Linked DNA regions of Homo sapiens: region 1 is linked to region 2. A link is an interaction called in ENCODE POLR2A ChIA-PET data of the cell type or tissue named here. Cell type or tissue: GM12878. All regions are shown on one strand. Links, peaks and the distances in the headings refer to the core of each region. The heading gives the core; the rest is flanking DNA. Region 1 overlaps ATF7-NPFF (ATF7-NPFF readthrough). Region 2 has its middle 22 kb from the start of ATP5MC2.

Region 1 (16,482 bases), core at 941-8,940, 79 kb after region 2:
TGCCTTCCCCTAAGGTTTTTTTAGGAGGGATCAAATAAATTTATGATATGTGAAAACACATCAGAGTTGGTATGATGTGTTAAAAGACGGTTGGTCTTTTGACTTTTGAATACTCTAAGGAGAAAGTCTCCACTTCACAGATACCCTGTTCCATTATTGGAGCTTTACTTTTAGAACATTTTTTACATTGTGCTGAAGCTCTTTAGCTCTGTTATCTGAAGCCACAATAAATAAATCTAGTTCCTTGTTAACATGGTAGTCTTCAAGTATTTCATGACACTTATCGCTTTCATTCTTTTAGAGACAGGGTCTCGCTATGTTGCCCAGGCTAGAGTGCAAGTGACGTGATCACAGATCATTGTAACCTCGAACTCCTAGGCTAAAGTTATCTTCTAGTCCTAGCTTCCTGAGTAACTAGGACTCTTGGCCTCAAGCAGTCCTCCCAGCCTCCAAGTAGCTGGGACCACAGGCGCATGCCAACATGCCTGGCTAATTTTTAAATTTTTTGTAGAGATTGGGTCTCCCTGCATTGCCCAGGCTCTTCTGGAATTCCTAGGCTCAAGCCATCTCCCCACCTTGGTCTCTCAAAGTGCTGGGATTACAGGAGGCATCTCTTCTGGGGTAAATACCCCAAGTTCTTTAAGCTATTTTTTTTTTTTTTTTTGAGACGCAATTTCGCACTTTTGCCCTGGCTGGAGTGCAGAGTCTCGCGCTTTTGCCCTGGCTGGAGTGCAGTGGCACAATCTCAGCTCACTGCAAGCCCCGCCTCCCAGGTTCACGCCATTCTCCTGCCTCAACCTCCCGAGTAGCTGGGACTAGCAGGCGCCCGCCACCATGCCTGACTAATTTTTTGTATTTTTAGTAGAGACGGAGTTTCACCGTGTTAGCCAGGATGGTCTCAATATCCTGACCACGTGATCTGCCCTCCTCGGCCTCTCAAAGTGCTGGGATTACAGGTGTGAGCCACCACGCCCGGCCAGCTATTTCTATTATTATTATTATTATTATTATTTTTGAGATGGAGTCTTGCTGTGTTTCCCAGACTGGAGTGCAGTGGTGCGATCTCAGCTCACTACAACCTCCAACTTCCGGTTTCAAGCGATTCTTGTCCCTTAGCCTCCTGAGTAGCTGGGAGTACAGGTGCCCGCCATCCATGCCTAGCTAATTTTTGTATTTTTAGTAGAGACGGGGTTTCACCATTTTGGCCAGGCTGGTCTTGAACTCTTGACCTCAAGTGATCCGCCTACCTCGGCCTCCCAAAGTGCTGGAATTACAGGCATGAGCCACTGAGCCCAGCCCGTACGATTTCTTAAGTGACATTTTAAATAAAAGATCAGGCTCTTCATCAAGTTAGTTACCTGAGTGGTTTATGGTTCCTCATCTAGGTCTGAACATCTCAGATATAATCTAATAAATACAAACTACGGGGGGAATCACAACTTCTATTTTATTGCACTCTATGCCTCTGTTTTTAAAGCCTAAGATCACATTAGTTTGTGTAGTTGATTTTTTTTTTTTTTTTTTTTTTGAGACAGAGTCTTGCTCTGTCACCCAGGCTGGAATACAGTGGCTCGATCTTGTTTCACTGCAACCTCCGCCTCCCGGGTTCAAGCGATTCTCCTGCCTCAGCCACCAGAGTAGTTGGGATTACAGGCCTGCACCACCACACCCAACTAATTTTTTTTTTTTGTATTTTTAGAAGAGACGGGGTTTCACCATGTTGGCTAGGCTGGTCCCGAACTCCTGACTTTAAGTGATCCACCCACCTTGAACTCCCAAAGTGCTAGGATTACAGGCGTGAGCCACCGCGCCGGCCATGTAGTTGATTTTTTGACAACTTTACATTTATCCCTGTAATTATCATTTTGTTAATTTGGTTTGTTGTTTTAGCTTGATAATGTCATTTCACCTCTTGACCATTTCTCATATGTTTGTATTATTGATAAATTTGATAAACATGATACCTGTGTTTTTGTTTTAGGTCACTGGTAAACATGTATAAGGGTAGAACAATGCTATACAACATGAGTAGACTATCATTATGTTAACATTAACCTGTTAGTCAACTTTTGGATAAAATTCAGTTGTGAATCCCACCTGCCATTTTATATAATCTAACCTTTATTTTCTATGAAATAGCAAGAGGTATCTTGTTGAAATCCAAATGCAGTATATTCTGCCTCTGACATCTCTGAACTCCTAGGCTAGTGACCCTGTCAAAAAAGAAAATGAAGTTGCATATTAGTTGCTGTTTGGGTATCTTATGCTACTGTTTATAGATCACTGCATAACTTGCCAGTGGTTCATAAGTGATCTGTTTAATAATTCATTTAGAATCTTTCTGAGAAATAATATTTCACTAGTCTACGATTTCTGTACTCGACCTCCCTTGCCCCACATTTTAAAAAATTATAATTTTCCCATTTCCAAGACTTCTAGTCCTGTTTTTTTTTCATTTTCAAATAATTATAGAAAATTAACCATATTTCTTCATAGTTGCAGGGATTTTTTGTTGTTATTTTGTTACTGTCTTTTGGTTGTGGTTTTTTTCTTTTTCTTTTTTTTTTTGAGACGAAGTCTCGCTGTGTTCCCCAGGCTAGAGTGCAGTGGCAGGCTTACTGCAACCTCTGCCGCCCAGGTTCAAGCAATTCTCAGGCCTTAGCTTCCCAAGTAGCTGGGATTACAGGCATGTGCCACCACACCTGGCTAATTTTTGTATTTTTTTTTTTTTTTTTTTTTTTGAGACGGAGTCTCGCTCTGTCGCCCAGGCTGGAGTGCAGTGGCGGGATCTCGGCTCACTGCAAGCTCCGCCTCCCGGGTTCACGCCATTCTCCTGCCTCAGCCTCCCAAGTAGCTGGGACTACAGGCGCCCGCCACTACGCCCGGCTAATTTTTTGTATTTTTAGTAGAGACGGGGTTTCACCGTTTTAGCCAGGATGGTCTCGATCTCCTGACCTCGTGATCCGCCCGCCTCGGCCTCCCAAAGTGCTGGGATTACAGGCGTGAGCCACCGCGCCCGGCCTAATTTTTGTATTTTTTTAGTAGATATGGGTTTTCATCATGTTGGCCAGGCTGGTCTTGAACTCCTGACCTCAAGTGATCCACCTACCTCGGCCTCCCAAAGTGCTAGGATTACAGGCGTGAGCCACCGTGCTCGGCCATGGTTTTTTTTTGAGACAGGGTCTTACTCTGTTGCCCAGACTGGAGTACAGTGGCACAATCATGGCTCATACTGCAGCTTCAGTCTCCCAGGCTCAAGCCATCCTCCTACCTCAGCCTCCTGAGTAGCTGAGACTAAAGGCTCATGCCACCATGCCTGGCTAATTTTGTTTATTTTTTGTAGAGGTCTCATCATGTTTCCCAGGCTGGTCTCGAACTGCTGGGCTCAAACAGTCCTCCTGCCTTAGCCTCCCAAAGTGCTGAGATTACACGCATGAGCTACTGTGCCTGGCCAGATTTTTTGACATTAGATGAAATTCTGTTTCGGAAACTTTTTTTTTTTTCTGAGGCAGGGTCTCCCTCTGTCTCCCAGGCTGGAGTGCAATGGCGCCATCTTGGCTCACTGCAGTCTCTGCCTCCTGGGCTCAAGTGATTATCCTGCCTCCGCCTCCTGAGTAGCTAGGACTACAGATGTGCGCCACCGTGCCCATCTAATTTTTGTATTTTTTGTAGAGACAGAGTTTCCCATGTTGCCTAGGCTGGTCTTGAATTCCTAAGTTCAGGTGATCTGCCTGCTTTGGCCTCCCAAAGTGCTGGAATTACAGGCTGGGCCCCCATGCCCAGCTTGTTTTGGAAACTCTTCTTTTTTTTTTCTTTTTTTTTTTTTTTTTGACACGGAGTCTCGCTCTGTCTCCCAGGATGCAGTGCAGTGGTGTAATCTCAGCTCACTGCAACTTCTGCCTCCTGGGTTCAAGGAGTTCTCCCCCTCAGCCTCCCAAGTAGCTGGGACTGCAGGCACATGCCACCACGCCTGGCTAATTTTTGTATTTTTAGTAGAGACGTGGTTTCACCATGTTGCAGGCTGGTCTCAAACTCCTGGCCTCAGTTGATGCGCCCACCTGGGCCTCCCAAAGTGCTGGGCTTACAGTGTGAGCCACCTGCCCTTGGAAACTCTTTTAGGAAAAAAACTTTATTCCCTGGACATTTCAACTTAGAAATGAAAGAATTAAACTACTCTCTGAAAACAATTTTATGTAGTTTCCCTGTAATGTTGACATCTCCAATTTAGACCTAACTTTTCATTTTCTTCTTTTTTTTTTTTTTTGGAGACAGAGTCTTGCTATGTCAGCCAGGCTGGAGTGCAGTGGTGCAGTCTTGGCTCACTGCAACCTCTGCCTCCCAGGTTCAAGCAATTCTCATGCCTCAGCCTCCCAAGTAGCTGGGACTACAGGTGCCCACCACTGCGCCCGGCTAACTTTTTGTGTTTTAGTAGAGATGGGGTTTCACCATGTTGCTCAGGGTGGTCTCGAACGCCTGAGCTCAGGCAATCCACCTACCTCAGCGTCCCAAAGTGCTGGGATTACAGGCAAGAACCATCGCGTCCGACCCTAACTTTTCATTTTCTGTTTGGAATAAAAACCTATACCAACTATAAACACACACACACACACACAATTGCCATTTATAATTGTAGTTTATTGGCAAGGATGGTCTAAGTTTGCCAGGTCTAAGTGTTGTAGGTGAAGGGTGCTACAAATGAGATACAACTTCAGAAGACATCTCTAGGGACTAAAGACTTTACATTGGCAGGCAGCAACTTTTCCTGCTTGTTAATTTTAGACCTGACAGTTGAATTTATGTTTGAGCAATTTTAGCTGATAAATGCATTTTTTAAGTACCTTCCTCTTTTGGCATTTTAATTTTTACTTTCGTTTTTAAAAAATTGCAAATCGTGAATGAATGTGCATATTAAATTAGCATGCTACTAGGCAGGGAAACAATGCATTTTCTTTTGATACCTTCTCATCCATCTGATAGCATTAGTTATGAATTCTCCTGGAAAGCAGAAGGATGGACTCGATAACCCCTCAAGGTTCTTTTCAGGCCAGAACTTTCATAAATAGAAGTTAAGATCAAGGAACTTACTCTTGAAGAATCAGGAAGAAAAATAGACTGTAAAGAAAATAAAATTGAAATGTTTCTGTCGACCCAGTGGGAATGGATAAACACAAGTAAGGAACATAAATGACGAGAAATAATAACTCCTTTGAGCTAAAAACAAAACAAAAATCAACAACAACAAATATTTTGCATTGGAGTCATTTTATATCTTAAAAATATTTTATCATGACATTTTCTCTTCGACATTTCCCTTGTGGACACTTTGTGTTGAAAGAATGTTGGGTTTTGTTCCTGTTAAATCATAGTATTTTGTTTCCTTCCTTTCTCTTGTTTGTCCTTTTGTTTAAAAACTTTTTTTTTTTTTTTGGTCTTCTGTATAATGGACTGACTGCCTGTTTACAATGAGGCAAGATTCAATTCAATTTTGAAAGTATTTGCTATATCACTTCCTCGGAAATGAAGGATGAGTGTTACAATTCAGGAAAGGTTGTATGAAAAGATAAACTTGTATAAAAAGATAAGCTTTTAAAATTTTGTAGGCAAACATTTAACGAAGGTTCCCAACCAAAGCAAAGGTGAGTTAGTATAGTAGTCTTTTTTTTATTATTATTTAAAAAAATTTTTTTTGAGACATAGTCTTGCTCTGTCACCCAGGCTGGAGTGCAGTGGCACAATCTTGGCTCACTGCAGCCTCCGGCTTCTGATTACAAGCAATTCTTCTGCCTCAGCCTCCCGAGTAGCTGGGATTACAGTTGCCTGCCACTATGCTTGGCTAATTTTTGTATTTTTAGTAGAGACGGGGTTTCAACCATGTTGGCCAGGCTGCTCTCGCACCCGTGACCTCAAATGATCCACCCACCTTGACCTCCCCAAGTGCTGGGATTACAGGTGTGAGCCACTGTGCCTGGCCTAGTATAGTAGTTTTAAGAAGGACATAATACATAAGCATTGGTTGGGCACAGTAGTTCACACCTATAATCCTAGCACTTTGGGAGGCTTGGGCCCAGGAGTTCGAGACCAGCCTGGGCAACATGACAAAACCCTGTCTCTATAAAAAATACAAAAATTAGCTGAGTGTGGTGACATGCGTTTGTAGCGCCAGCTACTTGGGAGGCTGAAGCGGGAGGATTGCTTCAGCTCAGGAAGCAGAGTTTGCAGCCAGCCCAGGTTGCAGCACTGCACTCCAGCCTGGGCAACAAAGTGATACCCTGTCTCAAAGAAAGAAATAATACATAAGTTTACAGTAAAACTCATTACAAACCCTTGACTTCAGGTTGTTAGCTTTTTCTCACCTTTTTTTTTTTTTTTTTGGAGACAGAGTCGTTCTCTGTTGCCTAGGCTGGAGTACAGTGGCATGGTCTCGGCTCACTGCAATCTCCGCCTCCCAGGTTCAAGCAGTTCTCCTGCCTCAGCCTCCTGAGTAGCTGGGATTACAGGCACACGCTGCTACACCTGGCTAATTTTTTAGGTATCTTAGTAGAGATGGGGTTTCACTGTGTTGCCCAGGCTGGTCTCGAACTCCTGAGCTCAGGCAATCCACCCGCCTCAGCCTTCCAAAGTGCTGGGATTACAGGAATGAGCCACCGCACCCGGCCACGCCTTTTCTCATCTTTTGGCAATTTTAATCCTCAGTGTTCCCATACATTTGAAACCAGAATGTGCATAAAGTTTCTTTTTTTCTTTTCAATATTGTATCTCTTCTTAATAAATATCATGAAAGTCTATGAAAGTGTAGGTTGGGTGAGTTGGCCCACACATGTAATCCCAACACTTTGGGAGGCTGAGGTGGGCAGATTGCTTGAGCTTGGAGTTCGAGACCAGCCTGAGCAACACAGGGAGACCCCATCTCTACAAAAAATTTTAAAATTAGCTGGGCTTGGTGGTGCACGCCTTTAGTCCTAGCTACTTGGGAGGCCAACGCGGGAGGATTACTTGAGCCTGGGAGGCGGGGGTTTCAGTGAGCTGACATCACGCCACTGCACTCTAGCCTGGGTAACAGAGTGAGACCCTGGCTCAAAAAAACCCAAAAGTAAACTAACGGGAGCCAAGATTTAGCTTAGAAAGTCATTTCATGAGCTTGTGGCATGGACATCTGTGGTCACATGTTTTGCCACAGCCCCACCTTCTCACAAAACCCAGCTTGCTTCCTTTGAGTGGAATTCCTTACTGTTTTCTCCTGATCTGATAGATTGCTTCTTTTTGCTGTAGTAGACGAGGAATGTTTGTGTGCTAAACCGGTCAATTTTTGGGGAGGGCTTAAAATTACCATGCAGTAAGAAAAAAACATTTTGTCAGATTGAAAAATAGGGCACAACCATTCTTTTTGAAATAGGAATATGCCTGACTCATTATTATTATCATTATTTTTAGAGATGGGTCTGGGTTTGTCACCCAGGCTGGAATGCAGTGGCGTGATCATAACTCACTGGCAGCCTTGAACTCCTGAGCTCAAGTGATCCTCCAGTCCTCCTGCCTCAGCCTCCCAAGTAGCTGGGACTACAGACGCACACCCCCTCACTTCCGATCCAGCCAATCTTTAATTATTTTGCAGAGAAAGGATTTTGCTCTCTTGCCCAGGGATCTAAAACTCCTGGGCTCAAGGGATCCTTCTGCCTCAGCTTCCCAAAATGTTGGGATTACTGGTGTGAGCCATCGCATCCAGCCCCTAACTATATTATAAAATCAGGATGATTTGTTGAATGTGACGTAATTACTGTAAATGAATCATGTTGGTACCAAGTTTCTTGCCAGTAATATTTAAGTTTTATCAAACTTGAATAACACCTTGTTGGTTTTATTTAACATCATATTTCTGGTACCAACATGACTCCTGTAGCAGCATTTTCTTTTTTATTTTTCTTTTCTTTTTTTTGAGACAGAGTCTCGCTCTGTCACCCAGGCTGGAGTGCAGTGGCACGAGCTCGGCTCACTGCAAGCTTCGCCTCCCGGGTTCATGCCATTCTTCTGCCTCAGCCTCCCGAGTAGCTGGGACTACAGGCGCCCGCCACCATGCCTGGCCAATTTTTTTGTATTTTTAGTAGAGACGGGGTTTCACCATATTAGCCAGGATGGTCTCAATCTCCTGACCTTGTGATCCGCCCGCCTCGGTCTTCCAAAGTGTTGAGATTACAGGCGTGAGCCACCGCACCCAGCTCTTTTTTTTTTTCTTTTCTTTTGAGATGGCGTCTTGCCGTGTTGCCCAGGCTAGAGTGCAGTGGCATGATTTCTGCTTACCACAACCTCTGCCTCCTGGGTTCAAGTGATTCTCCTGCCTCAGCTTCCTGAGTAGCTGAGATTATAGGCATCTGCCACCATGCCTGGCTAATTTTGTATTTTTAGTAGAGACAGGGTTTCACCATGCTGGCCAAGCTGGTCTTGAACTCCGGACCTCAGGCGATCCGCCTGCCTTGGCCTCCCAAAGTGCTGGGATTACAGGCATGAGCCACCACGCCCAGCCAACACCATTTTCTTTAACTTATTTTTTGAAGTTTTGGTCAATAGTAGTTTGGTAATACTTTACACTTACATGTTTAGGACTGGTGAGAGTGAATTGGCGAGCATTGGAATAACCCCAAATAGATCACTGTTGAAAATATGTGGACAGACTTAGGAAATAAATATTTTTTCCTGAGAACTTCTAAGTGTCTCAGTGATTGTCATTGTGGGATAGTGCAGCTATTTCCTATCCAGAACCAATCTTATACTTTAATATTAAAGCCTGTCAGGTTTTTTGTTCTTTGCAGCCTGTTTAAGATTTTAAATTGGTCCTTTAAATTAAAAGGTAATTTTAAAAGATCAGTGTTTTGGGGTTGATTACTTTTGGCTTATTGTTTTGAGGATCATACTTTATCTGAAAATGGCAGAACAAACTAAAATTTTTTGTTTAGTTTTTGTTCAGCATCCTATTGGTTTCCAGGAGTTTTTCAACTTCTAAAATGCACACTGAGGCCAAACATAGATAAATACAATGTTCTCCAGTTATTTCTAACTTTGCTTCCTGCTGTCACTTTAGCAAGTTGTTGCTTCTTTGTTTTTGCTTTATTAACCTTTCTGGGGATAGCTCAAAATAGTCCTGGAATCCTCTGAAAGCCTAGAAAGCCTTAAAAAAAAACTTCAAGTAGTTGCCTGTATGAAGCTGCTTCCAGGTAGGTTCCTAAGCTTTGGCTATGTGTTGCCTAACTTATGATTCAGCCTAATTCTCACTCTCATCTGTTTTCAGTCATTTGCTGCAAAACTATTTGGTCTATTTAAGCTGGCTCCTTTCTTTGAAGCCAGTTTCTGCATGTCTGAGCTTGAAATCCAGAAATTAATTTCAGCCTTCTGTTTGATCAATCTAGGGCCCTCTACTGCTTGTGTATTTCTTAAAGCAGTGGATCTCAAACTTTTTGGTCTCGGAATTCACCCCATAATACTTTTAAAAATTATTGAGGGCCAGGCCTAGTGGCTCACACCTGTAATTCCAGCACTTTGGGGGGTTGAGGTGGGGGTGGGGGGATTGCTTGAGTCCAGGAGTTTGAGACTAGCCTGGGTAATATAGTGAGACCTTGTCTTTACAAAAATTTTAAAAATTACCCGAGCTTGTTGGTGCACTCCTGTAGTCCCAGCTACTCAGGAGGCTTAGGTAGGAGGATCACTTGAGCCAGGGAGACAGAGGTTGCAATGAGCTGAGATTGTGCCACTGCACTCCAGCTTGGGCAACAGAGTAAGACCCTGTCTCAGAAAAAATAAAATAAAATAATAATTGAGGACTCCAAAGAGCATTTGTTTATCTGGGTTATATCTGTTGATATTTAGCATATTAGCAATTATGAGATAAGTTTTTAAAATATTTATTAATTTACTTTAAAATAACAAACCCATTACATGTTAACATAAATAACTATTTTGTTTAAAAAGAATTTGGGGGAAGAACTTCAGATCTCTTTAATGTCTGGCTAACCAGAAAAAAGCTGGATTCTCATATCTGCTTCTGCATTCAATCTGTTAAGATATGTCATTTTAAGTATTTGAAGAAAATGATGTAATGGGAAAAGAAAGGATTATTTTCAGGTAATTGTATATAGTCTTCTTTGATACTACAGCAAAATCTGAAAAGTGATAGTTTCATAAAGGTTAGCTGTGGTATAGAATTTGAAACCACATCTGTGAACTTTTTAGTACTGCTATGTTAAAATGCATTGGCTCAGGATAAATAGCTATCATTGGGAAATTTTTTAAAAATGCATTGGCCTCACTTGCCTTTTTTTTTTCTTGAGACAGAGTCTCGCTCTGTCGTCCAGGCTGGAGTGCAGTGCTGTGAGGTTGGCTCACTGCAACCTCTGCCTCCCAGGTTCAAGCGATTTTTGTGCCTCAGCCTCCCGAGTAGCAGGGACTACAGGTGCGCGCTACCATGCCCAACTAATTTTTGTATTTTTAGTAGAGACAGGGTTTCACAGTGATGGCCAAGCTGGTCTCGAACTCCTGGCTGCAGGTGATCTGCCCACCTCAGCCTCCCAAAGTGCTGGGATTACAGGCGAGAGCTACTGCGCCCAGCCAGCCACCTTGCCCAGCCTAACTTACTGTTTAAATAGATCTTTTACTCATGAATGATTTAACCTTCATGAACCCCCTGAAAGATCTGTAGGGATCCCTGGAGCCCACTTTGAGAACTGTAGTCTTAGAGCACCAACCTTGAAAAATGCAGCTGTTGGGCAAGGTGGCTCACTCCTGTAATCCCAGCACTTTGGGAGGCTGAAGCGGGTGGATCACGAGGTCAGGAGATTGAGACCATTCTGGCCAATGTGGTGAAACCCCATGTCTACTAAAAATACAAAAATTAGCCGGGCGTGATGGCACACGCCTGTAGTCCCAGCTACTCAGGAGAATCGCTTGAACCCGGGAGGTGGAAGTTGCAGTGAGACGAGATCGAGCCACTGCACTCCAGCCTGGGTGACAGAGAAAGACTCCATCTTAAAAAAGAAAAGAAAAAGAAAAATGCAGCTGCCAGGCACGGTGGCTCATGCCTGTAATTCCAGCACTTTAGGAGGTCAAGGCAGGAGGATCACTTGAGGTCAGGAGTTCGAGACCAGCCTAGCCACTATGGTGAAACCCCGTCTCTACTAAAAATACAAAAATTAGCTGTGTGTGGTGGTGCGAGCCCGTAGCCCCAGGTGCTCGGGAGGCTGAGGTGGGAGAATCGCTGGAACCCAGGAGGTGGAGGTGGCAATGAGCTGAGATGGTGCCACTGCACTCCAGCCTGGGTGACAGAGCGAGACTCCTTCTCAAAAAATAAGAACAAAAATGCAGCTGTTTTCCTATAATTTTCACATATCACAACATATTCTTTCCGATTTTTTTTCAACCGTTGAAAAAATGTAAAAACTGGCTGAAAGTGGTGGCTCATGTCTGTAATACCAGCAGTTTAGGAGGCTGAGGTGGGCAGATCACTTGAGGCCAGGAGTTTGAGACCAGCCTGGCCAACACAGTGAAAACCTGTCTCTACTAAAAATTGAAAAACAATTAGCTGGTCATGGTGGCACATGCCTGTAATCTCAGCTATTCAGGAGGCTGAGGAATGAGAATTGCTTGAACCCAGGAGGCAGAGGTTGCAGTGAGCCAAGATCCCGTTACTGCACTCTAACCTGGGCAACAGAGTGAGACTCTGTCTCAAAAAGAAAAGAAAAGAAAAATGTAAAAACTACTCTTAGCTTGTGGGCCATATAAAAATAGGTGATAGGCTGAATTTTGCCCATGAGTTGAAGTTTGCTAACTCATCATATATACTATTACTGGATTAAGAATTTTGTTTGTTTGTTTGTTTGTTTTGCGATAGAGTCTCGCTCTGTCACCAGGCTGGAGTGCAGTGGCGTGATCTCGGCCCACTGCAACCTCCAACTCCCTGGTTTGAGCGATTCTCCTGCCTCAGCCTCCGGAGCACGTGCCACCATGCCCAGCTAATTTTTGTATTTTTGGTAGAGACGGGGTTTCACCATTTTGGCCAGGAGTGTCTCGATCTCCTGACCTCGTAATCTGCCCACCTTGGCCTCCCAAAATGCCGGGATTACAGGTGTGAGCCACCACACCCAGCCTGGATAATGAATTTTAAAATAATTACAATAAAACATGCTTAATGTTAAAAATGTGAATATTAGCTGGGTACAATGGCTCACCCTTGTAATCCCAGAACTTTGGGAGGCCAAGGCAGGAGGATCGCTTGAGCCCAGGAATTTTGAGACCAGCCTGGGCTACATGGCAAGACCCCCTGTCTCTACAAAAAAAAAAAATGAGCTGGGCATGGTGGTGTGCACCTATAGTCCCAGCTACTCAAGAGGCCGAGACAGGAGGATCACTTGAACTAGGAGGTCGAGGCTGTAGTGAACTGTGATCATGCCACTGTACTCCAGCCTGGGTGACAGCGAGACCTTGTCTCAAACAAACAAGAAAACTCACCATAAAAAACAAACTATGAGCATCACTTAATTTTCCTAAATAAAATGATACCCCAGAACATGTAGCCCCTCAAATTCATGTTTCGGGACATTTATTTATATAATAAGCATATGTAACATGTTTATATATAATAAGCATATATAACAGTACCTGTTACGCTCTGAAGTGTTGGTAAAACATGATTCAGTTGTAAGTAGACAACTTTTTAGAGGTTGTAAATAGATGTGGTGTCCATTCTTGTACCTTTTTTTTTTTTTTTTTTTGAGACAGAGTCTCACTCTATTGCCCAGGCTGGAGTGCAGTGGTGTGATCTCAGCTCACTGCAACCTCCGCCTTCTGGGTTCAAGTGATTCTCCCACCTCACCCTCCCAAGTAGCTGGGATTACAGGTGCCTGCCATGACACCCGGCTAATTTTTGTATTTTTAGTAGAGATAGGGTTTCACCATGTTAGCCAGACTGGTCTTCAACGTCTGGCCTGAAGGGATCCACCTGCCTCGTCGTCCCAAAGTGCTGGGATTACAGGTGTGAGCCACTGCACCTGGCCCATTTTTGTATCTCGTTTGGAATGTATGAGAACAGGTAACTAGGATCAGACTGACCTTAACCCCTTGACCTTTTTTGTCTATATATATTTTGTAACTCTCTGCCTCAGTTTTCCAGTCTGTTAGCAAGTGCTTTACAAAACACTAATATAAAACAATAAGGCTAAAATCCGGGCACGGTGGCTCACGCCTGTAATCCCAGCACTTTGGGAGGCCGAGGCGGGCGGATCACTTGAGGTCAGGAGTTCGAAACCAGCCTGGCTAACATGGTGAAACCCCGTCTCTACTAAAAATACAAAAATTAGCCGGGCGTGGTGGTGCGTGCCTATAGTCCCAGCTACTCAAGAGGCTGAGGCATGAGAATCTGTTGAACCCAGGAGGCAAAGGTTGCAGTAAGCCAAGATCACACCACTGCACTCCAGCCTGGGCGACAGAGCAAGACCCTGTCTAAAAAAAAAAAAAAGCATAACATTTAAAACAATAAGGCTAATTAGTTTAAGATTATAGTGGTACATATATGCTTTCAGCATATCCTTTTGGGACATTTGATTTAGTATTGAGATAATATATGCTAAACTATTATTATGCTAAATAATTCAATGGAAAATTAATCCAGAATTTATGAACTTTTTTTTTTTTTTTTAAGAGTCCCAGTCTATCACCCAGGCTGGAGTGCCGTGGTGTGATCATAGCTCACTACCACCTTGAACTCTTGGGCTCAAGGGATCCTCTCATCTCGGTCTCCCGAGCTCCCGAGTAGCTGGAACTACAGGCACACACCACTGTGCATGGCTAATTTTTTTTTTTTTTTTTTAAGAAACAGGGTCTCGTGGCCAGGCGGAGTGGCTCATGCCTATAATCCCAGCACTTTGGGAGGCTGAGGCGGGCAGATCACCTGAGGTCGGGAGTTGGAGACCAGTCTGACCAACATGGAGAAACCCCGTCTCTACTAAAAATACAAAATTAGCTGCATGTGGTGGCGCATGCCTGTAATCCCAGCTACTTGGGAGGCTGAGGCAGGAGAATCGCTTGAACCTGGAAGGCAGAGGTTGTGGTGAGCTGAGAACACACCATTGGACTCCAGCCTGGGCAACAAGAGCAGAACCCTGTCTCAAAAAAAAAAAAAAGGAAAAAAGAGAAAGAAAAGAAACAGGCTCTTGCTTTGTTGGCTAGACTGGTCTTGAACTCCGGACCTCAAGCTGTCCTCTGACCTCAGCCTCCTAAAGTGTTGGGATTACAGGTGTGAGCCATGGCACCTGGCCTATGAAGAGAAATTTTAATACCTAAATAATCTACTGCCTAGTAAAACTTGAGTAGTCTACTTTGTTTTCTGGGGTTCCCATAACCTGCATTATAGTCTCACAGTTCATGTGTTAACTGGAATCTTAAGTCACTTTGCTAGATGTAATGGAAATCAGAGCAGCACTGAGTATCCTAGGGAGAATATAAAATGTTGAGACTGCTGTGGCGAAGATCTCGTATTTGTACTCTTTGCTTAATGGCAGCTAAATTATCTTAGAGTCTGAAACGTGGTAACTGAAGTTGTGTGTTTAAAAGAGAGCTGTTTGCATATAATTTTTTTATTATCATAAAGAAATAGAGCCCATAGAGCTCTGTTTGGGTACCTTTCTAAGTTTTTCAGCTAGTTTGTACTGAGCTGAAAGGTATTCGGTACCTGCTAAACTTGGTTTCAGCTCTATATTCCCTTTGTGATGCATGGTTGGGGCAATTTCTGATTGTCTGATATAAGCATAATTGTTGTTAGGAAGCATTCAAAATGGGTCCTGGAAGGTAACAAAAGGAGGAGCTATTTTGAATTGCCTGTTTTACCTTGTGTGTTTATAAACGAGTTTCCACCGTGTTTGTTTCTATATGAAACGGTTTATAACTTTAGAATTTTTTATGGTCCTTTTTGAACTTAATTTGTCACTTGGTTCTGTTTCTTTGTAGTTAGAAAATGAGTAGTTTTGTATAATTTTTAAATATACTGTTTAGTGCTTTAGAATAGGCAGATATGGACCTCTTTTTTTAAACTCAGACTTCTTTCTTTTTTTTTTTTTTTTTTTGAGACAGAGTCTTGTTCTATCACCAGGCTGGAGCGCAGTGGCACAATCTCAGCTCACTGCAACCTCTGCCTCCTGGGTTCAAGTGATTCTTCTGCCTCAGCCTCCTGGGTAGCTGGGACTACAGGCATGCACCACCACACCCAGCTAATTTTTTTGTATTTTTAGTAGAGATGGAGTTTCACCGTGTTGGCCAGGATGGTCTCGATCTCTTGACCTCGTGATCTGCCCGCCTCGGCCTCCCAGAGTGCTGGGATTACAGGAGTGAGCCACTGCGCCTGGCCAACTCAGACTTTTTTCAATCATGCATATCTGCATTCTTTTTTCTTATTAGATTACATTATAATTTTTTGATTTACTAAAAGCAATCTGTGATTATTGTAGAGACTTTGAAAAATACTAAAAGTACAAGGAAGAAAATAGAATCACCTAGGATGCCATTATCCAGAGATAACCATTATCAACATTTTGATGTTAATTCCCTTATCTTTTCTATGCTTATTATTTTGTTTGCTTTTCTGTAGATTTACAATTATGGTGCATGTACAATTTTATATTCTGTTTTTTTTTCCCATTTAACATACGGCATTTTCTCATATTTTTAGTTTTCAAAATGTTATTCTTTTATAACTTAAAGATAGTTTATTATAAGGCAGTACCTTAATTTATATTTATCCATTCTTGTTTAAATTCCTGTTCTTTTTTGGTCATAAAGATGACTGTGGTTAAACGCTCAATGCAAAAATGGTCCACATGTCTGGTTTTATCCTTAGAATAGAGAGACTGAAAGAAGAATGAAATGTTCAAAGGATATAAAACATTTTAAGACATTTAATATAAATATTGCCAAATTGACTTCCAGAAAGATCGTCTAAATATGTACTCCCAAAAGTACTATATAAAAGTGCCAGGCCATCAGAGAAATGCAAATCAAAACCACAATGAGGTACCATCTCACACCAGTTAGAATGGCAATCATTAAAAAGTTAGGAAACAACAGGTGCTGGAAAGGATGTGGAGAAATAGGAACACTTTTACACTGTTGGTGGGACTGTAAACTAGTTCAACCATTGTGGAAGTCAGTGTGGCCATTCCTCAGGGATCTAGAACTAGAAATACCATTTGACCCAGCCATCCCATTACTGGATATATACCCAAAGGATTATAAATCATGCTGCTATAAAGACACATGCACACGTATGTTTATAGCGGCACTATTCACAATAGCAAAGACTTGGAACCAACCTAAATGTCCATCAACGATAGACTGGATTAAGAAAATTTGGCACATATACACCATGGAATACTATGCAGCCATAAAAATGATGAGTTCATGTCCTTTGTAGGGACATGGATGAAACTGGAAACCATCATTCTCAGCAAACTA
Region 2 (16,482 bases), core at 5,386-13,385:
CAGAGGGATCAGTCAGAGAGGTAGGAAGAAACTCAGGAGAAATGAATCAAGGAGAGAAGCCAGTAGTGGCAGGTGCAGCAGGGAGGCCCGGGAAATAATTCCTGGAAAGCACTGGATTAGCAGCCATTGGTGGCTCAGCAAGAGGAGCTGGAGGAAAATGTTGGAGGTGGAAGTTACTGCACAGCTGGACTTCACAGAACCTGCAATAGAGACACAGTTCTTCTGATCTGTGGGAATTAGGAGTTTGTCTTCAGACTGACATAAAAATGAGGGCTTCAGGCTGGTGCATTGCCTCATGCTTGTAATCCCAGCACTTTGGGAGGCCGAGGTGGGAGGATCACTTGAGCCCAGGAGTTTGAGACCAACCTGGGCAACCAAGTGAGACATCATCTCTATTTTTAAAAACAAGGCCAGGTGCAGTGGCTCACACCTATAATCCTAGCACTTTGGGAGGCCGAGGCGGGCAGATCACTTGAGGTCAGGAGTTTGAGACCAGCCTGGCCAACATGGTGAAACCACATCTTTACTAAAAATACAACAATTAGCCGGGTGTGGTGGTGGGCGCCTGTAATCCCAATACTTGGGAGGCTGAGGCAGGAGAATCACTTGAACCTGGGAGGCAGAGGTTGCTGTGAGCCGAGATCATGCCATTGCACTCCAGCCTGGGCAACAGAGTGAGACTATGCCAAAAAAAAAAAAGAGAGAGAAAAAAGCCACAAGGGCTTCTGAACCAAAGTATAAGAAAAATGAAGGGTAGGAACCGAGATGTCTGGGACTGCCCCATCAAAGATTTTGCTGCCTCTGGCTAGCCAGATGTGAGGCACACTCGAAGAAATGTAAAGCTGAACCCTGTGCTGTCCACTAGGGCAGCTGCCAGCTGCACCAGCCACCCTTGAAATGTGGCTAGTCCAAATTGAGATTATATAAATGTAAATTATGTAACAGATATCAAGGAATTAGTATCAACAAAACCTAAAATAGCTCAGTAAGTGTATATTGATTGCAGATTGAAATAATAACATTTTGGATATACGGCTTAAATAAATGTTAGCATTTAATTTCTTTTTTCTGAGACAGAGTCTCGCTCTGTCGCCCAGGCTGGAGTGCAGTGGTGTGATTTCGGCTCACTGCAACCTCCGCCTCCTGGGTTCAAGCAATTCTCCTGCCTCAGCCTCCCGAATAGCTGGAATGATTACAGGGGCCCGCCACCACACCTGGCTGATTTTTTTGTATTTTTAGTAGAGACGGGGTTTCACCATCTTGGCCAGGCTGGTCTCAAACTCCTGACCTCGTGATGCACCCACCTTGGCCTCCCAAAGTGCTGGGATTACAGGCGTGAGCCACCGCGCCCAACCTCACCTGGATCTTTTTACCTTTTTTTTTAATGTGGCTACTAGAAAATTTAAAATTATGTGTTTGATTCATATTACATTTCTACTGCACAGCACTGGTCTAAGCCCTGCCACAGAATAGGACCTCCACAGCCTGGACATGCCCAGACTCCCAAATGTTCTTTAATCACCTCAGACTCACAATATCCTTCCTAGCTGGAAAACAAATGCCTGAAATCTCCAAGACTGCATTTTTGTTGCACCTCTGTGCCCCATACTGCCAGTCCCATAACCCAGGGCCAAAGATTTCAGTCCTCAAGGCCAGCCACAGTGGCTCACACCAGTAATCCCAACACTTTGGGAGTCTGAAGCAGGAGGATCGCTTGAAGCCAGAAGTTTGAGACCAGGCTGGACAACATAGTGAGACCCCCATCCCTATTTATTTTTTAAAAACTGGAATTTTAAAAAAAGATTTCAGTCCTCAATACCCCATCTTCAGGATTCCCCTGTCGTGGTCCTTCGCGCTTTTTCTTTCCCCAAGTCTGTTGATACTCGCATGACAGCAGAGATGTCCTATTCTAACTTACAAAAGTAGATTTTTTTTTTCCTGGCTTGGAGTCCAGAATCTCTCTCCCAACCCTGAATTTAGAAGCCATGTCTTCTCCCTGTTTCTTTCATTTCTCAACTCCCTCTTTGCCTTTCCTCCTTTCTAAAACTATGTAAATCTTTCGAATTATAAGAAACATGGTATTATGGAAATCACCCAGGCTTTATGTCCCTATATAAACTTCATCTATCTTAAGCCCTCTTTGCAAACTGTGGCTAACACCTGCCTGTTATTGAGAAGATTGAATGAGATCAGATGTGTAAAATGCCTTGTACAAAGCCTGGCACATGGTAGGTACTTGGTAATCTTGAGTTTCCCACTTTTCCTCTTACCTCTGCATATTTGGAGAAGTAGGGAAAGAACCAGGAAAGCCCGGTTCATATGTATGGGCTCACAGAACCTCAAAACCAAAAATGCTCTTAGAGATATATTTCCAGTTACTCATTCAGTAAAGAAATTCCCTGGACCACATCTCTCGTTGGTAGTCATCCAACCTCTGCTTAAACATCTCCAGGGGCCATTCATTGGTTCACTTAATAAGAACAAGGCACTGTGGGAGCCACAAAGAAGGGCTGACACAGATCTTGCTGTTAAGGAGCTTATATATTAGCAAAAAGACAATACAGAGAAATAACCGTAATATAAGGTAAAAGCGATATGTGTCAAATGAGATGCCATGACAGAGAACTAACAACCTTGCAAGTTATTTCATGCTCAAAAAAGGGTAGCTCTAATATTAAAATTCCTCCCAAATCTCAGACCTCAGTTTTCCCTTGCATTTCATGGAACATGGAACAAGATCCTTCCATACTAGGTCATGGGTCATCCTTAAGGAGGACCTGCAATAGCCTTAAAACTCCAGGAGGGAGGCAGGGCGCAATGGCTTACACCTGTAATCCCAGCACTTTGGGAGGCCAAGGCAGGTGGGTCACTTGAGGTCAGGAGTTCGAGACCAGCCTAGGCAACATGGTGAAACCCCATCTCTACCACAGATATAAAAATTAGCCAGGCATGGTGGTGCATGTCTGTAGTCCCAGCTACTTAGGAGGCTTGAGGCAGGAGGATCACTTAAAACCTGGAAGGTCGAGGCTGCAGTGAGCCCTGATCATGCCACTGCACTCTAGCCTGAAAGAGACTCTGTCTTAAAACAAACAAAAACAACTCCAGGAGGAGGGTGTGGAAATGGACATGGAACAGGTGTGGAGAGAACTGGGACTGGCTGCAAGATCCTCCAGCCTCTTCTGTACCACCAAATGATTTCTGGGAGTCCCTAAATGACAGCCTCAGCCTCTACCTACTACCAGCAACTCCTGTCCCCCTAGAAAGCCATGCACATCCCTACTCCCAGGATTTATCCTAATGGTTTTGTCTGTGCTTTTCTCTCCCTCTTCTCCCCATCCCTATCACCTTTTCATCATCTTTTATCAGTATCTCTACAATTTTCTTTGTATCTGTCTCCGCTTCAGTCTGTGCCTCTCATCATTTTGATTTTTTGTTTCTATTATTCTTGGAGTCTTTCTGCTTCTATCTCTGACTCTCTTTCTCTTACTCTCACCATCCTTGATTTCTTGATAGGTTTCCATTTTTCTGTCTCTGGCCTCGTTTTCTCCCCAGCTGCCGCAAAGCCATAAACCTAGCTGGCCCTGCAGCAGGCAGCCGCCAATCAGTGGGCTCCAGGAGTTGAGGGGAGGGGGTCAACAGAGAGATGGGGGGATGGAAAAGCTGAGGCACTGTTGCTATAGCAGGGGAGAGACGAGGTGCAGAAAAGAGATGTCCCTCCCAAAAGGCAGACACAGCTACCTCCACAGACAGTGTCTGGACTCCTTTCCTACAGATAGCAAATGACTGGCCCCCACTTACTGTTGTGAGGCAGGGTACCTGGATCCCTCCCCTGTATTACCCAAACCATGATTTCTCCTCTGAAACCCCTGGCCACAGATCACTAGAGATTTGCCTCCTCCTGCATTCTTAGGCCCTCCCAAGATGAGGGAGCTACAGGGCCTTGAGGGTCCGAAGATCCTGAGACAGATGCTTACATGGACGTTGAGACAGGAAAGAATGGTCAAGACAGGTACAGTGGCAGATGCTGAGATGAGTTGGAGGAAGCACTGAGAGGAGGGAGAGTCCTCCCCAGCCAAGGCTGATCCAGAAGCTTGGGTGTTCCAGGCTTCTTAGCTCCCTGGCCATTCCTGAAGCAGAACTGGCTGCCAGAATCCCTGATCTCTGGTCTAGGTTGGGGTTCAGCAGCTTAGGGTGTTACTTACTGGGCTACTACTACCCAGCTTGTCGTAAGAAACCTACTGGCTCTGTGGGGATAGGAGGAGATAGGAGGGAAAGGCGGGGAAGGCAAGGGATTAATGTAAGATTTTAGAAGAACACAGGAAGAGGAACATTTCCATCCTGTTGGGCCAGGAGACAAACCCAGAAAGTGGTAATTCCTGGTGTGCCGGCGACCCCTGCTGGCTGCACACACCACCGCCTGGGAGATGGGAAGGTGTAGCCAGCCTGTGTGAGTCCAAATGCGTGTTGGATGTGACACTGCACACAACAATGACGGTGCCCATGATTACGTGTGGGCACTCCTGGGTGAAGGCAGTAATGTGACTGAACACAGAAGCCCCAAAGGTCAGGTTCAGAACTTCTGGCTCCCCTCTGGGACTCTGGGTGTCTAGGAAGGATCATTGAGCCCAGCATGTCTCCTGACCAGTGTCACATCAGTAGCAGCATAGATCCACTCAGTGAGGCACTGCTGAGGTCAAAGTAAATGTAACCAGTCCAGGTGTAGGGGAAAGAGTGCAGACTTTGGAATTACACTTACCTGGGTTGAAATCTTGATCCTGTGATTACTAACTGTATGACCTAGAGCAAGTTCCTGAACTTCTTTGAGCCCAATTTCCTCATCTGTAAGAGCATAATAATACCTATCTTAGAGGGTTATTGTGAGTGTTTAGCACAGTGCCTAGCAATAATAAGCATTTAATAGATGCTAATTTTCTGCCTCCCTCTTCCTTTATCAACCTCCCACCCTCAAGGTCAGGCAGGGATTTCAAAAGGCAAATAAACTGGGGATAATGTTGACAATGATGATGGTGGTGGTTTATATTTACACCACTCATGCAAATCATTTTAAACATATTTTTAACACACGGCTTTTTTCCTTTTTATTAGCCAAGCACATCATGATCATGTTTTATTGGGATGGAAATATCCTGATGTTATGGCAGGTATCTAGAAAGATGGCCTTATGAAGTGATAACAAGGCATGACAAATCTTTCTTTCTTGTGATACATTTTCATTACTCAGGTTAATCAGGAATTACCCATTAGAACAAGGGTTTAAGATAAGTACATGACAGTCATCTGTGGAGATCAAAATCTCCTGATTTTCCCAATGGGTATCTAATTGTTATTGCTAATGTAGAGGGACAATTAATGCTTAGATTGAACTGGTATTCAAACATTAGAATAACTCAAGGAGATATGACAGGTAGTTAGAAATAGTATATTCTGAAATTTAAAAGAAAACAGATTTCAATTGCACCAAAGAATATTTTAATCCCTGCAGCTGTCCATCGATAGGGGCAGACTGCTTATTAAGAGCTCCATTTTAGCAGGAGTACTGAAGCTGAAGCTGGCTGGCTCCCCAGCAGGCTGACTGTGAAAGAGATTCAGGCTGCAGAGGGAGATTGGATAAGAGGCCTTCTGAGCTTCCTCCACAAACACACTCAAGTGCATGATGAATACTTAGCTCGGTAGAAGTGTCGCTCCAAACGGCATTACTGCCATACCCATAGTAACTGTTTGTCACCATGAGTCGGGGTAAGGGCGTAGTAATAATAACAATGGTGTTCTTTTCCTCTCTGAGATTTTGTTCTCCCAAAAGAGAGGAAAGAGTCCAGAATCATTCCCCCACTAACCATCCCCACGTTTTTCTTGATTTTGTCTGATTCATCTTTGTCTTGGCTTCATAGTATCCATCTTCAAGTATTTTAAAGAAAACCTTACTTAAGGAAAGAGCTTTTTTTATCCTTTAGTTTCCTGCCTATAGGAGGTGGGCAGGCAATGAGGATGGGAAGAGGGAACAAACATTTGCTGAGTTCCTATTAAGTGTAGACTTTGTAATTTTTGCATTTGATTAAGAGAGGTGTGTATGTGCTTTCATGCAAGTAAGTGTATGTATGTATATGTATTCCTGCAAGTGTATGTATATATTGTTTTGTATCTGTGGATGTAAATGTGGATGAATCTGAAGGAATTCTCTGCTGTTCAAGCCTCTCTGAACAAGGGTCTGGGGTCTTGGTGTCTAGCTTAGTACAGGGAAATCTGTATGCAGCTCCTCTGAGGATTTCAATATCTTCTGTGTGTACAGACTACCCGGGAGTTAGTTCTTCTGGCTCCAGGATCTTTGTGCAGGATCCCAGGTTTGTCTGTCCCCATCCTGCACACAAGTGTGTTGACATATCAAGACTCCTCCACCTCCTTGCTTTCCTGTGTGCATCACAGTGTGTGCAGATCCATTTGTCCAACCAGCCCCACGTGAAGCCATGTGTGTCCAGCAGTCCCTCCTCCCAAGGAGGACTCTGTGAAGAGTCCTTGGCACCCTCCCCTCCTGGCCACCCCCACTCCCCACTTTCCATGCCAGGAGAGATCTAATTACACAGAAATTAGTACAGAAAAGGATCGTTTCCTTTTATTGCATCAGTACCGGGGCAGCTATAAATCTGGAGCCACCGCTGCAGCCGCCTCTGGGCACTGTGCAGGCTATGGGGGGCTCTCACCTCCACACCTTCCTTTTCTCCTGGGCCTCTACCCCTGCCCAGGACCTGAGAACTCTATTAGGTACCCATCTCAGTAGGGGAAGTGGAGAAAGGGGAGGGTGGGGTCAATCAAAAGAAGACACATAGTAGATGCTTAATAAATGTTCACTAAATGATTAGGGAGAGGTAGATCCCAGCAATGATAGTAACTACCCGACTACCTAGACCCAATCACCACGAGATAAATATTTCTAGTAAAATTTCTCTCAAAATTCTTAAGCTCTTACCAGACAGACTTCCTCACTTTCTTATGAACCCAGATGAATTATATGGAGCTATTAGTCATCCTGGCTTCTACTTTAGAGACCCTGAACTCCTTCTCAGGCAGCTTCAGGTGATGAAGACAGTCCAGGTTCAGATCTTGATTCTTCTGTTTACCACCTAATTGTCCTTGGGTATCTCCCAACCTGAGCTTTGGTTTCTTCTTCTGTGAAATGGAGGACATGAAACCTACCTCTCAGGTTGTTGTGAGGCATCAATGGGAAAGCACAATTAGTCGGGTGTGGTGGCATGCACCTGTGGATGCAGCTGCTCCAGGGACTGAGGCAGGAGGATTGCTTAAGCCCAGGAGGTCAAGGCTGCAGTGAGCCCTGATCCAGCCTGGGCAACAGAGTGAGACTCTATCTCAAATAAAATAAAATAAAATAAAATAAAATAAAATAAAATAAAATAAAATAAAATAAAATAAAATAAAATAAAATGGGAAAGCAGTAGACCAACAGGAAGGGGGTCCACTAATTTTTATTATCACTCTTAATGTCTTCCTAGCTACCACTTCCACTTCACCACCTTTACTTCTGCCTCCTCTTCCCCATCACCCTTTAACCTAGCCTATATGCCAACCAACCCCCACTCAAATAGGGGGCAATAAGATATGCAGGCAGGCTGTGCCCAACCTGGAATGAATGTTTCTATATGTTAGTGTCTTATCAGAAGACAGAGATGAGGCCAGGTGCGGTGGCTCATGCCTGTAATCCCAGCACTGTGGGAGGTCAAGGTGGGTGGATCACTTGAGGTCGGGAGTTCCAGACCAGCCTGGTCAACATGGTGAAACTCCGTCTCTACTAAAAATACACACATGGTGAAACCCCATCTCTACTAAAAATACACACACACACACACACACACACACACACACACACACATTAGTCGGGCATGGCGGCATGCATCTGTAATCCCAGCTACTCCAGGGGCTGAGGCAGGAGAATCGCTTGAACCTGGGAGACGGAGGTTGCAGTGAGCCGAGATTGCGCCACTGCACTCCAGACTGGGCGACAGAGCGAGACTCCATCTCAAAAAAAAAGAAGGAGGAGGAGGAGAAGAGGAAGAAGAAGAAGGAGAAGAAGAAGAAGATGAGGAGGAGGAGGAGGAAGAAGAAGAAGGAGAAGAAGAAGAAGAAGAAGAAGAAGAAGAAGAAGAAGAAGAAGAAGAAGAAGAAGAAGAAGAAGAAGAAGGAAGAAGAACAAGAACAAGAACAAGAACAAGAAGAACAAGAAGAACAAGAAGAAGAACAAGAAGAAGACAACAGAGATGAGGACAGGGGACTCCAACCATCCTCGGGCATCTGGAGGCAGTGTTTTACACATAGCCAACTGTCTCTAAGCTCATTCCTTGGCAGTAACTATTTTGATCTCCATTATTTGCATGGAGGGTGTAAATTAGCTCCTTGGAGTACTGGAGGGTCTGGTTGTAAATGACTGTGTAGAAAGAGTCCAGGATTTAGGGAATTAGGAGGGAGCAGGAGCTGGGGAATCAGGGTGGAGACTGGAGGCTTGAACTTATCCCGGAGCAAGGTCAAAGGGCCCTTTAGGGGATCGCAGAGACAGAAACCAAATGTCCGGGCTCCCAACTTCCTGCCAACCCAGTTTTCCAAACCCAAGGATTTGGGGTCTCCTCCCTCTTGCCCTCTCCTACACTGATGTCTCCAGCCCAAGGCACTCAGCCAGGAATTCTTGAATTTACTCCTATGTGGATAACCCTGAAGAGCTCTCAGTGTAGGTCAGCAAGTGAAGAGCCAGAGAAAGGAAGGGGTGTAACCCCCCACCACCCCACTGTGCTCAGATCTCCAAGCACCATTTGGGCAGGACCCCCTGCTCCCACACTTCAAGGGCAGGAGGAGCCGCAGAAGGAAGCTGAGGCCCTACGTCTGTTTCCAGCCTCTCACCCCCGATCTGCGTCTCAGGGAGGGTGAGGATTTGGCGTGAAGGGCACAGCGGCGTGGGGGGCGCGGATCTCTGGCCCCCATCTCCCCCCATCCCCAGCCCCGACTCAGGCTGCAGTCTCTCCTCGTTGTAGCAGCGCGAGAGCAAAGGGACGGGCAGTAAAGATGAGTGATGGCGCGGAGACAAGCAGAAATACACCATCATGAAAATGCTAATGACTCCTTGCTCTCTTTCTTTATGGTTGGAGTAATACAGACTTCAATCATAAAAACAATCTCCCAACATTTTAATGGGCTCCATCATGCCCGCACTTGTCGGTATATTTGAAGAATAAATCACCCTCCCCGCTCGGAATGAATTCGCTGTCAAACTCGGCTCCCTCGGAGAAAATGGATGGGGAGAGAGGATGGAGGGTTTTTTTGGGGGGGGGGTCCTCTCCCCCTCTAACTCCCTCCTAAACTGGATTGTTTTGCGAGATGCCTGGATCTTGAAATGGAGGAGGGTCGGTAGGGAATTGAGGAAGCTGAGCCAGAAGGGAGGGTTTTGGCAAACCCGGGGCGGGACGGAGGAACTTCACACGGAGAGAAGCTGCCCCTTAGGTGGACGTGGAAGAAAGGGGCTAGAACACTGGCGGCATTGGAGGGAAGGGGCAAAATCTTGACCTTGAACCTAGAGAATGCAAAGAAGATACAGAAAGCATGCAAATCCGCATTATTTCAGGTTATTTGGTCGGACTTCTTTCAGACTAGGCCTTAGGCAGGGCGCAGAGGGAAAAGGCAATATTCAAGAGATCTCCTTTGAGGAAGAGAAGGCAGGACAACAAGCAAGCCCAGGAGTTTCGGCTCCGACCTTGCAGGTTTCAGCGCACTAAGCCACAGGTCGGTACGGCTGAGAAGGGCCTGAGAGTCCCGGGTAATTCTTATTTCCATACAGGTGGCCGTCAGCCAATGAAAACTTGGGATAAGCATACTGCGAGTAGCCAATCCCAGTTAAGGATGAGCCGAACTGACAGGTTTAATTGCATCTTGATTGGTTGTGATGTTGCTAGGCAGAAATCGGGTCCTGGAGATTGATGCGGACAAGAGGGAAGAGACAGATGAATAGAAAAATATCTGGAAACCTAGAGTCCTGGATTGACATGTTTCTTCCTGAGCTCCTTCATTCTCAAAGGATTGATGGGGTCAGAGGAATGACTCTCCCTTTTCTCCTTCTCTTGAGTGGGACAGAGCCCAATAGTTATATGTGTTCCCCCAAAAGCCTTCCAAGAAGTCTGGCTATTTCGAGGGACTTCTAGTCCGAAAGCCCCCCGGGGGCGGGGAGGGTGGGTATTTCAACCTCACCCCAGGTCTTCCAGAAGACTATCTTCAAGCCTTCTGGCTGTAGTTTAAGACCAATTTTCTCTAACATGCTCAGGAAATAGAGAAATCTTGCTCCACACCCGTCCTTCATTCATATCGCATGACTCAAGGAGCAAGAGATTTCCCTACCTCCTGGCCTCTCCACCCAAGGGTGCCCTCCAGATCCAGCGAGGGGTCAAAATCCCAGACCCAAAGGTCTGTGTAGTGGCGTTCCCAAACTCGCTCATTCTGAGCCTTCGTTTGCACCTAATTTGCAGAGAGCATGTCCTCCCCTCCTAACCCCCAACCCCGACCAAACCCACCTGTCTCCCTGCAGCCCCAGCCCCTCTCCCGCCACCCGGCATCTGCGGTTCCTCTTCCTCTGCCCAACTCGCCCCACATCCGACCCCTCTGTGCAGCCCGCCCGCCCCCGCCCCAGCGCGCCCTCGCCTGCAGCCCCCTGCTGGAGACAGGGCCCGGAGCCTCCCGCGACTCCTGAGTCGGAGCCTCCCGCGACTCCTGAGTCACAGCCTCCCGGGAGGCCGCAGGGGCCGGTGTGGGCAGAGGCGGGGCCCGCCGCGGGAGCTGCGAGCTCGCGGTTCTGAGCTAGACCGTCCGCGAACAATATGCCACCATTTAAATCTGAACACGCGCCAGCCGCCGATGTGATGTTAATTCGGAGATGATTTAGGGGGGTGGTACGAAGTGGGGGGCTGGCCGCCTCTCTGTCAAAGTGCTGTCCGGGACCTTAATATTTGTAATTGAAGCTGATGAGGACTCCGTCTCTGTTTCCGCTGATAAAAAAAAAAAAAAAGGCAGGGAGGGAAAAAGAGCAACTAAATTATGGGGTAGGCAGAAAAACATGATTAATCAAAGGTTTGAACTGTCGCCGTGTTCGAGGCCCAGTAAATCTCGTCCGGCCGGGCCCTGCGGAGGCCGAAGGATAAATCTGAGCCGCCCAGTGTTTGCCGCCCCTTTCTGTTTGCCTCTGGGTTCGTACGTCAATTAATTCAATAATTGGATTTGAAGAGATGTCAGGAGATTATAGAAGGAGAGCCGGGAGGAGTGAGTGTGGAGGAAGGGGTCTGCGAGAGCCAGCGGGGTCAGGTGATGGAGGGACACGGAGAGCCGGGCCTGCCCAGGGAGCGCTTCATCCAGCTTGCCTTGGCTTGGGGTTTGCGAGGAGGAGATGCTGGGAAAGGTGGCTGACCTGTGCCTTATTCTCAGCGACGGTTCCCAACCCACCTCTCCAGGCACCGCTCTCATGGAGAAGCTTTCCCAAATTCTCCTCTCTCAATTCTGCCGACTCCTTTCCCAGTTCCGCTCTCCTTTTGAAGCTGATGAATGTCTCTGCGTGATTTCATTCGCAAGTGTTTATATGTTGGTTTGTGAAGAAGTGCATTGTTCCCTCTGGTTCACCCCATCTGACCTGGAGTTTTCCCCACATAGACTGAGGGTTCCCAGAAAGGCAAGGACCAAGACTTCTCTTGGAATCCCCATCCGCAAAGGTCAGAACAGGACTTTTTTTCCTCACCCCCCAACTTCCCCTCCCACTCACACTTAGAATTCTAACCTACAGTCAAAGCTACCTTCTGCTTAAGGAAAATACCTTTACAAAAACATGACATACACACACACACTGACCCCAAACATTTGGTCCCCTCAGCTGCAGCCTGACATAGAAGTAGATGCTTCAGAATTTCGGCCCTTCAGCAACCTCGGGTGAATCCACCAAAAGGATGGACCCATCTCCTAAAAGGGAAGTGATCTTGATTTGCTATTTGGGAGCATGGCAAGGTTAGGGGAGAGATGAAGTCTGCCTGCCACTGTGTGTGTGTGTGTGACAGACAGAAAGGGGTTAGTGGGGAGAGAGAGAGAGATGGTGGGTTTCCCTCCCTGGTCTCTATAGAATTTTATGCAGGAATGGAGAAAGTTAAAAAAAAAAAAAAAAAGCCTACAGGAGAACCATGTAAATGATTCTGAAAAATGACAAGATGAAATTGGAAGCCAGGGAAGGTGATGAGGGCAGAGAAAAAAATGACGTCCTGCCAGGCTGCCTGGTGGTAAAGAAGCCCTACAGAAGGACACCAGCAGGCACCTCAGTGGAGGCTGCAGCCAGTCTGCCCTAGGCGGAAATTCTGAAGCATCTACTTCTATGTCAGGCTGCAGCTGAGGGCCTGGGGACCAGCGGTTTGGGATCAGTGTGCATGTGTATGTAATATATTTGTATTTTCCTTATATATATGGTGAGAACAAAATACACAGCTACCCTAGACACACAGGCAAGGGAAACTAAAGAGGGAGAGCTGAGTCAAATAACAACATGAGGAGTATAGCAAACCAATTTTTATTTAAGCACAACAATTTTATTTTTAAATTTCATTTTTTTGAAATGGAGTCTCGCTCTGTCACCCAGGCTGGAGTGCAGTCCCGCAGTCCTGCAATCTCGGCTCACTGCAATCTCCACCTCCCGAGTTCAAGTGATTCTCCTGCTTCCACCTCCCGAGTAGCTGGGATTACAGGCGCCTGCCGCCACACCTGGCTAATTTTTGTATTTTTAGTAGAGACGGGGTTTCGCCATTTTGGCCAGGCTTGTCTCGAACTCCTGACTTCAAGTGATCCACCTGTCTCGGCCTCCCCAAGTGCTGGGACTACAGGCATGAGCCACCATGCCTGGCCTAAGCACAAGTTTAAAACACTGACTGAAGCCAGCCAGACATGCTCACTTGTTCAGATAATTATCATTCTGGCCAGGCATGGTGGCTCACACCTATAATCCCAGCACTTTGGGAGACCGAGACAGGCAGATCAAAAGGTCAGGAGGCCGAGACCAGCCTGGCCAACATGGTGAAACCCTGTCCCTACTAAAAATACAAAAATTAGCTGGGCGTGGTGGCACGCACCTGTAGTCCCAGCTACTTGGGAGACTAAGGCAGGAGAATCGCTTGAACCCAGGAGGCAGAGGTTGCAGTGAGCTGAGATTGTGCCTTTGCACTCCAGCCTGGGTGACAGGGCGAGACTCCGTCTAAAAAATAAATAAATAAAATTATCATCCTTTGTCTCCATATGCGGGAGGCAAAATTCCATCTATGAAAGGACAAAGTGGAAGATTTAAGCAGCTTTGGTTTCTATGTGGAGGCTCCTCAAAGAAGTCAGCCTTTGCCTGCTCTTTCTTGTTACTTGGTCTCAGTCTGTTAATGGTATTGATCCAACTATCCAGTCAAAAACGAATTGGGGACTGGGCACAGTGGCTCACAGCTGTAATCCCAGTACTTTGGGAAGACAAGGCAGGAGGATCACTTGAGGCCAGGTGTTCAAGACCAGCCTGGACAACATAGCAAAATCCTGTCACTATAAAACAAAATAATTAGCTGGGCATGATGGCACACAACTTTAGTTCCAGCTGCTTGGAAGGCTAAGGTGGAAGGATCACTTGAGCCCAGTAGGTCAAGGCTATAATGAGTCATGATCGTGCCACTGTACTCCAGCCTAGGCAACAGAAAGAGACCTATAGAGGAGATGATACAGGGAGAGCTGGGAACAGTGCCTGTGGAGGAAGGGGTCTGTGGATAGCAGACACCTCAAAATAAAAATAATTAAAAAAATAAAGGCCAGGCACAGTGGCTCACATTTATAATCCCAGCACTTTGGGAGGCCAAATCCAGAGGATGGCTTGAAGCCATGAGTTTGAGACCAGCCTGGACAACACAGTGAGACCCCCATCTCTAGTAGTTCTAGCTACTAGAGGGCTGACGCAGAAGGATCACTTGAGCCTAGGAATTCAAGGTTGCGGTGATCTATGATTGTGCCACTACACTCCAGCCTGGGCAACAGAGTGAGACCATGTCTCTGAAAAAAACAAAATGGACCCACCCCCTTCCTTTTAGTCATAGCCTGGTTTTGGTTATATGCTCTGTGAATGAACTCTTGATAGCAAGCATTCTGTATACTGGGAAATGTTCTCATTTAAACCTAGAAATTGTGCCGATATACCTTTACAACCATGAAAGTATATATATAAACCTAGAAATGGTTTCTATTTCTATTACAGTGGCTCCTGCCTATAATTCCAGCACTTTTGGAAGCTAAGGCAGGAGGATCACTTAAGCCTAGGAGTTCGAGACAAGCCTGGACAATATAACAAGACCCTGTCTCTACTAAAATAAAAAATTAGCCATGCATGGTTGTTGTATTAGTCCATTTTCACACTGCTGTAAAGAAGTACTTGAGACTGGGTAATTTATAAACAGAAGAGGTTTATTTGACTCACAGTTCTGCACAGCTGGGGAGGCCTCAGGAAACTTACAATCATGGTGGAAGGTGAAGAGGAAGCAAGGCATGTCTTACAGGGCAGCAGGAGATAGAGAGAGTGAAGAAAGCCACACACTTTTTTTTTTTTTTGAGACAGAGTCTTGCTCTGTCGCCTAGGCTGGAGTGCAGTGGCGTGATCTCAGCTCACTGCAAGCTCTGCCTCCCAGGTTCACGCCATTCTCCTGCCTCAGCCTCCTGAGTAGCTGGGACTACAGGTGCCAGCCACCAAGCCCGGCTAATTTTTTGTATTTTTTAGTAGAGACTGGGTTTCACCATGTTAGCCAGGATGGTCTCGATCTCCTGACCTTGTGATCCACCCACCTCGGCCTCCCAAAGTGCTAGGATTACAGGCGTGAGCCACCATGCCCGGCCAGAAAGCCACACACTTTTAAACCACCAGATCTTTTGAGAACTCATTATCACAAGAACAGCATGGGAGAAACTGCCCCCATAATCCAATCAACTCCCACCAGGTCCCTCCATGGGGATTACAATTCGAGATGAAATTTGGGTGGGGGCACAGAGCCAAACCATATCAGTGGTGCATGCCTGTATTCCTAGCTATTTGGGAAGATGAGGTGGGAGGATGGCTTGAGCTCAGGAGGTGGAGGCTGCAGTGAGTTATGATGGCACCACTGCACTCCAGCCTAGGCAACAGAGCGAGATCCTGTCTCTATAATAATAATAATAATAATTAATAAACCTAGGAATTGAGGAACGGTGTCACAGGAAGAAATTAGCATCAGGGGTCCTTCTTCCGCAGCTCTCTCTACACTCCCCCATCAGCCAAGCCTTTCGTGAAGCCATCAAAGTCTTCACACTTAATCTCTCAAAAAAGGACATCTGGCCAGGCACAGTGGCTCATGCCTGTAATCCCAATACTTTGGGAGGCCGAAGTGGGCAGATCACTTGAGGTCAGAAGTTCAAGACCAGCCTGGCCAACATGGTGAAACCCCTTCTCCACTAAATATATAAAAATTAGCCAGGCATGGTGGTATATGCCTGTAGTCCCAGCTACTCAGCAGGCTGAGGCAGAAGAATCACTTGAACCTGGGAGGTGAAGGTTGCAGTGAGCCGAGATCGCACCAGTGCACTCCAGGCTGGGCGACAGAGCAAGACTCCATCTCAAAGAAAAAGGACACCCATCTTGTAAATGGTAATACTACAGGCTGCCCCTGATACCACAGGGAGATGAAAGATGAGATTCTTCTGCAGTATAATTGTTCATGTAAAAAAAAAAAAAAAAAGAAAGAAAGAAAAAAGTAAAAGAAAAGAGAAAAGAAAGACGAGATTTAAAGGATCATCACCACCAGATTTAGGCAGCTGAGGCTGGTGGAAAGAGCACTGGCCTTGAATTCAGAATAATTAACCTTAGGTCTGGGGCTGTCCCTGTGTGATCAGAAGGGGCTGAAGACTTGAGAGCTGAAATGACTTCTGCGGCTCACTCAGTGAGTGAATGGCAGGGCCACCTCAAAAACTCAATTCTCCACTCTCCCAGTTTCTTTTATAGACAGCACAGTATGGAATCAGACTTCCTGGGTTCAAATATAGCTTCTCCTACTTACTAGCTGTGACTTAGTTCCCTCTTCTGTAAAGTAGGGATGATAATAGTTTCCACTTCACGGAGTTGGGATTTAGATAGTTAATGTAAAGAAATCAGGCCGGGCTCAGTGGCTCACGCCTGTAATCCCAGCACTTTGGGAGGCCAAGGCAGGCAGATCACCTGAGGTCAGGAGTTTGAGACCAGCCTGGCCAACGTGGTGAAACCCCGTCTCTACTAAAAATACAAAAATTAGCCAGGCGTGGTAGTGCGCACCTGTAATCCCAGCTCCTCAGGAGGCTGAGGCAGGAGAATCACTTGAACCCGGGAGGCAGAGGTTGCAGTGAGCTGAGATGGCACCACTGCACTCTAGCCTG

What was found. ChIA-PET counts read pairs that join two places held together with the same protein. Peaks named below come from ENCODE experiments on the same cell type or tissue, not always from the same donor. Only the 100,000 strongest peaks of a DNase experiment are listed, where the experiment ranks them.
Region 1: POLR2A ChIA-PET joins it to region 2 with 10 read pairs; 7 of 35 experiments call an interaction of 5 or more read pairs at or near these places.

The regions. Positions count from the first base shown.
Region 1 is chr12:53,606,835-53,623,316 of GRCh38, reverse strand. All of the region lies in intron 1 of ATF7-NPFF (ATF7-NPFF readthrough), which reads left to right. All of the region lies in intron 1 of ATF7 (activating transcription factor 7), which reads left to right. Among named protein-coding and RNA genes, the nearest start is that of ATF7, 11 kb to the left of the region's middle. In GM12878, for the core only: no CTCF peak of the experiment used is centred there; no DNase peak of the experiment used is centred there; H3K4me3 peaks cover 2,065 bases; H3K27ac peaks cover 1,118 bases.
Region 2 is chr12:53,689,879-53,706,360 of GRCh38, reverse strand. No RefSeq gene overlaps it. Among named protein-coding and RNA genes, the nearest start is that of ATP5MC2, 22 kb to the right of the region's middle. RefSeq lists an enhancer at 4,282-4,576. In GM12878, for the core only: no CTCF peak of the experiment used is centred there; a DNase peak (open chromatin) is centred at 9,930; H3K4me3 peaks cover 554 bases; H3K27me3 peaks cover 1,641 bases.